Regions from separate parts of the Mus musculus genome. Here region 1 is linked to region 2. Evidence: chromatin loops called from intact Hi-C (ENCODE). Cell type or tissue: heart. All regions are shown on one strand.

Evidence for each region. Peaks named below come from ENCODE experiments on the same cell type or tissue, not always from the same donor. Only the 100,000 strongest peaks of a DNase experiment are listed, where the experiment ranks them.
Region 1: a loop joins it to region 2, with 3 times the contacts of the local background. A loop is called at or near these places in 3 of 42 quality-filtered maps.

The regions. Positions count from the first base shown.
Region 1 is chr2:76,069,048-76,073,047 of GRCm38, reverse strand. All of the region lies in intron 12 of Pde11a (phosphodiesterase 11A), which reads left to right. Among named protein-coding and RNA genes, the nearest start is that of Gm52518, 35 kb to the right of the region's middle. In heart, a CTCF peak has its summit at 2,197 (motif pointing right); DNase peaks (open chromatin) are centred at 1,997 and 2,507; H3K4me3 peaks cover 1,476 bases; H3K27ac peaks cover 2,244 bases.
Region 2 is chr2:75,620,590-75,624,589 of GRCm38, reverse strand. The region is part of intron 1 of Gm50595; the gene reads left to right. Among named protein-coding and RNA genes, the nearest start is that of Gm39853, 9.2 kb to the right of the region's middle. In heart, no CTCF peak of the experiment used is centred here; a DNase peak (open chromatin) is centred at 2,189.

The DNA of each region.
Region 1 (4,000 bases), 450 kb before region 2:
AGTTTCTAACATGATCTCAGCCTGTGGTAAAGGACACCCACGTTATATCCATGTGTGGGCACCAGAACTATATGCATCCCTGAAGACCACTGGGGTCTTTCACTATTTTGAGACTCTGTCTTCGTTCTAGGGTCCACATATTCTAATTCTAACGAGTTAAAACCCAAACCAAACTTTTCTATTAATCTGGTTTCTTTTCTTTTCTTTTCTTTTCTTTTCTTTTCTTTTTTGTCTGTTTTTTGCAGACAGTCTCATGTAGTCCAGGCTGCCCTTCAATGACCTTAAACTAGCTATGTAGATGACATTGCCCTTGAACTTCTTTTTAAAAACATAATGTTTTGATCTCTTTAATAATTTCTATCATACATACAATGTATTTTGATTTCATTCACTTCCTACCAAATATACTTGCCACATACTCTGCCTCCTGACTTGGCATTATTTTTTTGAGAATTTTATACATGAATACTGTATTTAATACTTTCCACCCCACCTTGTTCATCCCCCTTTCCTTGCCCCCTACTCCCTCTCAGATTCATGACCTCATCTTCTTTAATCGCATAATTGTAATTATATCATTAGTTCTGGTTATATACACAGCTTTCTGAGTCTGTTTGATGTTGCTAGCATGTACATATGTTTAGGGCTGACCATTTGGGATTGGATAACACATCAGAGAGCCCGTCCCTGGAGAAGACTGAGACTTCGTCTCTCAGAAGCCATTCATTGCCTCTAGATCTTCATCTGGAAGTGGGGCCTTGTGACATTTCCCTCCTCTATATTGGTATGTTAACAGGTGTGTTATACAGATCTTGGTTAGGCAGCCATGCTGTTGAGACTTCCTGGGTGCAGTTTCCCTGTCCTATGTAGAAGACACAATCTCAGAGCAGATATCTTGACGCTCTGGCTCTTGCAATTTTTCTGCTCCATCCCTGAAGATGTCCCCTGAGCCTTGGGTAAAGGAGTGAGTTGTGTTGTGCATGATTCAGCTGAGGCTGAGCATTCCACGGTCTGCTGTTTTCAGCGTTTTGACCAGTTGTAGCTTCTTGGTCTGCAAGAAGCTGCAAAAGGAAGCTTCTTTGAGGAGGAGTGAGAACTACACCTGCAGGTATAAGGATACATATTTAGAATACAGTTAGACATCTACTGTACCCTTGGGGGAAATAGCCATGCTAGGTTCTCCTCTAGGGTCCTTGATCTTGCAAGTCATAGGTAGTTGGCTAGGTTTACAACACTAAGCATGAGTTCCTCCTCTTAAGCAGGATACAAATCCAAGTAGACAGCTGTTGTCACCTCCGAGATATCAGTGTCACTATTGCAACTTTCCTTGAACCTTTGATGAGTGCTGGTCGTTGTATGGTTGGGAAGCTCAGCAGGTGGGTGGGGCTATTCATTGTTTTTCTGCTTTGTCAACTTGCATAGTCATTTCAGGTACTAGGAAAGCTAGTTTTCAGGGCTGAGGCTTCCAGGTCAGTTCTAGCTTTATTCCTGCAACGACTATATCTGACGTATGTAGCATCTCTAGGAACAGGCCTTGCCTGCAAGTTCTGAGAGGCAACCACTAGCTACAGCAATAAGCTGTGTTATTTTGGAAGTTTCTTCCAACTCTCTTGACCAACAAATCTAGAGAAAGTTTTCCCTGCCTGTCTAGCATTGGGTGTTTTGTTAGATAGTCTAAAGCTCCTGAGAGAATAGTATCACTCCCAAGTGTCACTTCATTTAAACTGTATAGATACATATACACACACACACACATGTTGCATATTTGTGTGTTTTAAGAAACATAAAAATGTTTCCCTACAATTTTTTTCAAACACCCTTAATGCTATGTATCCCTCCTCCCTCCCTCTCCCTCTGTGCGTCTCTCCCTCCCCTCTTCCCAGTTAAACCCCCCATCTCCTCGTTTCTATGTACACAGCATCTGTGTTCCACAGCATCCGCTCTCCAGACCTCCACCCCTCCCCACAACCCCAGTTTCCCTTCCTCAATTCTGTGGTCACATTAGGTTGAACTTTTGATCATCTTGCCTCTGCTTCTCAAGTTACCACCAGCCAACAGGAAGAAAGGCAGGGAGGGAGGGAGCAAAGGAGGGAGGGAAGGAGAGAGGAAGGGAGGGAGGGACAGAAAAAGAGAAGGAAGAAAGGAGGGAGGGAAGGAAGGAAGGAAAGAAGGAAGGAAATTTTTGACTGAAAGGACGCCCGATGTGTGCTGGAATTTCCTCTAGATGGCGCTCCAAGGCAAAGTTTCCCAACCAATCCGGAGGCGGGGTGTTGGGGGGGGGGGGGGAGGAAGCAGTGAGCGGTCAAACCTTGACCAACCTTCCTTGAAAGTGCTTCTTTTCTTCTGGCGCGACAGATTCAGGCCAGTGCAAAAATAAATGTTTTCTTTAAAATATTCACCAACAAAGCCGGTCTGTCGGAACAGAGCCCCTTCTATGAAGATGGGCCTGTTTTATGACTGTGCGTTAGCAAGAAGAATCCTGCCTCCTCCACGTGACTTGAAATTTGATCGCGCATTTTCCTAACCCCATTGTCTAGGAGAAGGGGGAAGTTGCGCAGCTGGGCACTGCTGAACGGGTTTGGAACCACAAACTTCTGGACACTCACATGCATATTTGCACCAACTTCCTAGCTTTTATCTCTAAAATTATTTCACACAGAGAAAATAAGATTATTCACTCAAAATGGTTTGCAACAGCATCCAGCCTCATGTTTAGGAAACCAAATAACTTTAGCTCCTTAGAAATCAAAGGAAACAAAGGGGAAGTTTATAGCACGAGCAGTTTTATTCAGACGTGGGTGGATATTTCATTCACCCAGAAACCCATTGATCGATTATTGATTTGTTCCATGCACCTCGCTGGAAATTTTTTTAAAATTGCGGAATCAAAGCTTCAAGGTTACCTTTTATTTGAAGGAAATACCTATATAGTTAATTTTTTTTCCTGAGCTTTGCCTTCCTCTAATAAATATACTAGATAATGCTTTCATCAACCATGGCTAGACAGAGACTAAAAACCTATATACCAATGGTATCTATACAAATTCTCATTGTTTATGTAAGGAGAAAGGAATGCTAGCCCGTTGTGCACATGTGTAATGAAAGATTATGACCAGGGCTCCTGTACTGACAGGGTAAACCAGATATAGGAATGGATTTTTTTTTTTTTTGCTTGTATTCTGTAGACTAAAAGGCGTGCCTTGATGTCTAAGTTACAGACATACTTTTTGTTTGCATTATAAATGGTGTGTACTCTGACAGATTTTCCAAGGGGAACAGAAAGGGTCCTTAAGAGTCAGGATTCTTTAGTGTCTTATAAATAGACTCTTTATCACCTAGGGCATTGCCCTGCTTCCCGTAGGGCTCAATAAAGATTAATTGAATGAGTGAATTTATCTTAGGGAAATATTATTTGAAGAACTATGTTGCTCAGCGTCCGGGATTTTGGTTTTTGGTTTTTTTTTTTTTAAGCACTATAATGACGAACAACTTTCATTGCTCAAAATCTCGCTCTTATCGCATCACGCTAAGGTTCAGCTAGGGTTCATATAGGATATTATGATCTTGCAGAATTCGCTGGCTGTGAAAAGGGAAGAGCACGTGATCACATTAAAATTTATGGTGGTGCTGGCGGCATGGCGCTGGTGGGGACCGGCAGTTAAACACTAATAATAACCAAGTGTCACGGCACACACATTGACACCTCCTGACATTTACTGGGGATCCTAAATCTTCAGTGTGGAGGTAGTGTTCTTCAGTCCACCTTTGTGTTGTCAACAAGGTTATTTGGGGAGATAGCCACGCCATTTTATCAATAATTCAAGCTGGAGAACAGAAGGGACACTTAGGGGGGAAATCTGTCCCAGCCTCAAGCTGGAGCATCTCACGCGGTCTAGTGACTGACGTTCTCAGATAAGTCCTGATCCTTGAGGTCAAAAAATTTCCCCCAAAAGGAATCTCTCTGGAATACAATTAGAGCTCTTTGTTTGCCCCCTTGGGA
Region 2 (4,000 bases):
AGGCACTCTTCCAATGCTTAGATGCAACAAACACTGTTACTGTGATGGTCCCTCCCCATACTCATCAATGACTACCACAGGTCTCAAAACATGTTCTGGGGCACCCATCTCCCTCAAAAAGGCTTGTTCTTGGAGAATAGTAACTGAGTTCCATGTGAGAACTCTAATTGTCCACTCTTGTTCTCATTCTGAGATGACCTTGGGAGAGCCAAAGGGATCTAACATAGCTAACAAATACCAGAATAATGAAATGCCTCTTTACTCCCTTTCAAGGGGCAGTGAAGAAAGCTGGAATTCTTGTTTAGGCACAAGTCCCTTCCACAAGGTCACCAAGATTGCAGTAGCTATCTTTCCTGTGTGCCCATAGAAGAAAACACACATATCTTCTTTCTTTTATCTTAACTGCTCCCACCCATCATCCTCTTCCCATATTTTTGTTCGCCCTTTTTCTTGTCACATTTTGTGCCCCATGTATCCTTTGCTTGATAGTTAACCTCTCCCAGGTCAGTAGTTGTTAGGAAAAGTATTGCTCCTGGGAGCAAGACCAAGTTCTCAGCACAAAAGAAATTTATTTGCCCCAGAGGGACAGAAGGCAAGGAATAAGAGACAAAGTCAGGGATAGAGGACAAGGGCGAAGGGGAAGGGAACAAGGGAGAAAGGAGGAGAGGTATTTGTCTCAGAGGACAAAGGGCTGCCTCTGGACAGAGAGGAGACATGTGGCCTATAGCAAAATGCCATTTTATAAAGATGAAATGGGAAACTCAGTGTTAGGATAAGGTGCTTAATTTTAACTGGACATGCTAATTAGATGAGCCAAAGGGAGGTTTTGATTGCTAGACTTCAATACTTTGATAGCTGGACTTTTGAGGTCAGCCTCAGGAGGAGGAAGTGGCCAAGTAAGGAACTAGACCTTTGTGGCTAGCTTTAGGAATCTAATGGCTTCAAGCAAGGCAGAGGGGATGGGAGAGAAAGGCAAAGCCTGCCATGCTCCTATGCTCCAACTGGCCCTTCAGCAGTGGTCTCTTCCCATCATGGACAGTCTGCCTGATGGTCAAGCTGAGGAGGGAGACTCCAAGGTAGAGCCATTGTTCAGGGGCTTCGGTTAAGGGTTCGTTTATACATTCCGGTTGTGCAGATGGCTTTCACTGACCCTTGAAACATCGGGGCATAGACAACCTGGTATTCACCCGATCCCCGCAGAAACCCCTGGCCTTCTTCAGAGTTTTTCCATGGGTGGGTATTTGTCTTAATAGATCCTCTTTATTTGGCCATGTCGTTCAGGCACTAGGTGAGCCAGTCTATAAGGGGTCTTCTCTGGATCTAGTGGGCAGCATGTGGGTACTGCCTGATCAGCGTGTGGTGATTGAATGAAGTGGCCCCCACAGGCTTGTGTATTTAATGCTTGGTCCCTAGTTGATGGAAAGATTAAATCCTTCCTTTTGGGAAGGATTAAGAGCTAATGGCCGCCGGGCGGTGGTGGCGCACACCTTTAATCCCAGCGTTTGGGAGGCAGAGGCAGGCGATTTCTGGGTTCGAGGCCAGCCTGGTCTACAAAGTGAATTCCAGGACAGCCAGGGCTATACAGAGAAACCCTGTCTCCTGTCTCGAAAAACCAAAAAAAAAAAAAAAAAAAAAAAAGAGCTAATGGCCTTGTTGAATGGACTTTGTGGTTTTAAAAGCCCAGGCCCCCTCCTTCTCTTTCTTCTCTTCTCTTCTCTTCTCTTCTCTTCTCTTCTCTTCTCTTCTCTTCTCTTCTCTTCTCTTCTCTTCTCTTCTCCTCTCTCTCTCTCTCTGCCTCTAACTTGTAGATTACATGTAAGTTCTCAGCTGCTGTGCTTCCTGCCACGATGATCATGGGTTCACCCTCTGGCACCATAAGCTCAAATAAACCGTTCCTTTTATAAGTTGCCTCGGCCCTGGTATCTTCTCTGAGCACTAGAAAAGTACCCAGGCCAGCTGTGAAGAGCTGATCTTTGAATTCTTTTCTTTTTATGTTTGCTCTCTATTTGTTACTTTTCACTTTGCCTGGGCTATGTTTGCACATGGCCACCGGGTTGCAAGGCGTGTGTGCGGGCGTAAGGCCAGAAAGAATCTCTGGAGAATCTCAGGCTCTTCCAGAGAATCTGTGAGCTACATTGAGCCTGGGGTTTTATATTTTCACCGAGATGGGAATCAAAGTAGATGACTCAGTTTTCTCACCGCTGAGACACAATATCTGACAGTAACAAGGAAGAGAAGTATTTATTTTGGCTTGCAGTTTCCCAGGGTTCAGTTCATTATGGCCAGAAAAGTGTAGACAGAAGGCTCTAGGCTGTGTGTACACACATGCATTGGACGCTTTTCACATCTCAGCAGATCAGGAAGCAGAAAATGGGACAGGAGTCAGGCTTAGCCGTATCCCTTAAATACCTGCTACCACTAGCCGTGTCTGTGATCTAGTCCCCAGGCTTTTTAAAAGATTTATTTTTTTTAAATTTATGTGTATGTGTGTGTCTGCTGCATTTGTTCAGGTTTCTGCAGAGGCCAGAAGAGGGCGTCAGATCTCCTGGAGCTGGAGTTACAGGCAGGCAGCCGTGATCTGCCTGATGAGGATGCTGAGACGTGAACCCAGGTCCCAGTAAGAGCAGCGAGTACCCTTAACCACTGAGCCGCCTCTCTAGCCCCAGACCTTGAATTCTAAAGGTTTTATAATCCCCCCAAACAGCATCAGCAACTGGAAACTGCTATATTTAAACACAGTAATTGCTGAGGGACATCTCATTCTCAAACTGATATCAGGCAGACAGAGCCAAGGAAACAGCCAAGGAAAACCACACACACACACACACACACACACACACACACACACCTGAGATTTGTAGTTCATCTTCTGAGTTCTAGTAATAATCCCCAGCCACTAACATCACGGTTGATTGTAACAGAGAGCAGAGATTCATATCATCTGTCATAGGGCCTGAAACTGGGGAGGTGATGAATAAATATTTGTTAAATGATTATTTGTGTCCATGGTGGAGCAGTACTTAACGTTTTTCAGGTGACCAATGTCTTTCCACTGATGTGAAAGAACCTATGTGCACATTCTCCATATAAATGAGGTAGACTGTGCGACCGTAACCTCATGGCGCTCGCTTGAAAACATTAATTTGCTCTCTCCATTTTTGCTCCGTTACTCTCGCTGATTAGGTGATACCATGGCGACAAGCTCTGGCTTACACTACCCAGTTTTGATGACAAGCTGTGTTCTTTTCTAGCTGTATAGGAATGTATTAGCCACTTTCTTCGGTTTTCCCACTTATAAGATAAGGATGATAAGTCCACCCACCACACGGAGTTACTGATGGTGGTGAAATGAACTCTCCCATGAAAGGCTTAGTATATGGACATCATGCACACTAGATCTTCTGCCTCCTGCCAAGTGTTTATTCTAGCACCCTAGTTCCAGGACTATGGTGAATAGTTTCTTTCTTTTTCCTGACTTAACTCTAGTTTACCAGGTTTTCCTTCCCTATAACCTGGGTGTTGTGGCTCATCTACTAGCTGGAAGATAGCCTGGGCTAGATGAGATCATGTTTAAAACAAACAAAACCAACAAGAACCCACAAAAAAACCCCAAAAAAACAAAAAAAAAAAAACAAAAAACAAAACAAGAACACGAGGGGCTGGTGAGATGGCTTAGTGGGTAGGAGCACTGACTGCTCTTCCGGAGATCCTGAGTTCAAGTCCCAGCAACCACATGGTGGCTCACAACCACCCGTAGTGGGATCTGACACCCTCTTCTGGTATGTCTGAGGACAGCAACAGTGTACTTATGTGTAATAATAAATAAATCTTAAAAAAAGAACATGAAGATCCTCTGTTGATATGCATGAATGGGAGAAAGAAAATCAATCAATCAACCAAGACACTGTTTGGTTCTGGCTTCTTCATGGACTCCTTCATTTGGAAGACCTACTTCCTTCATTTTGAGGTTGGTAACTGGAAAGTCTTACGAGTCCCTGTT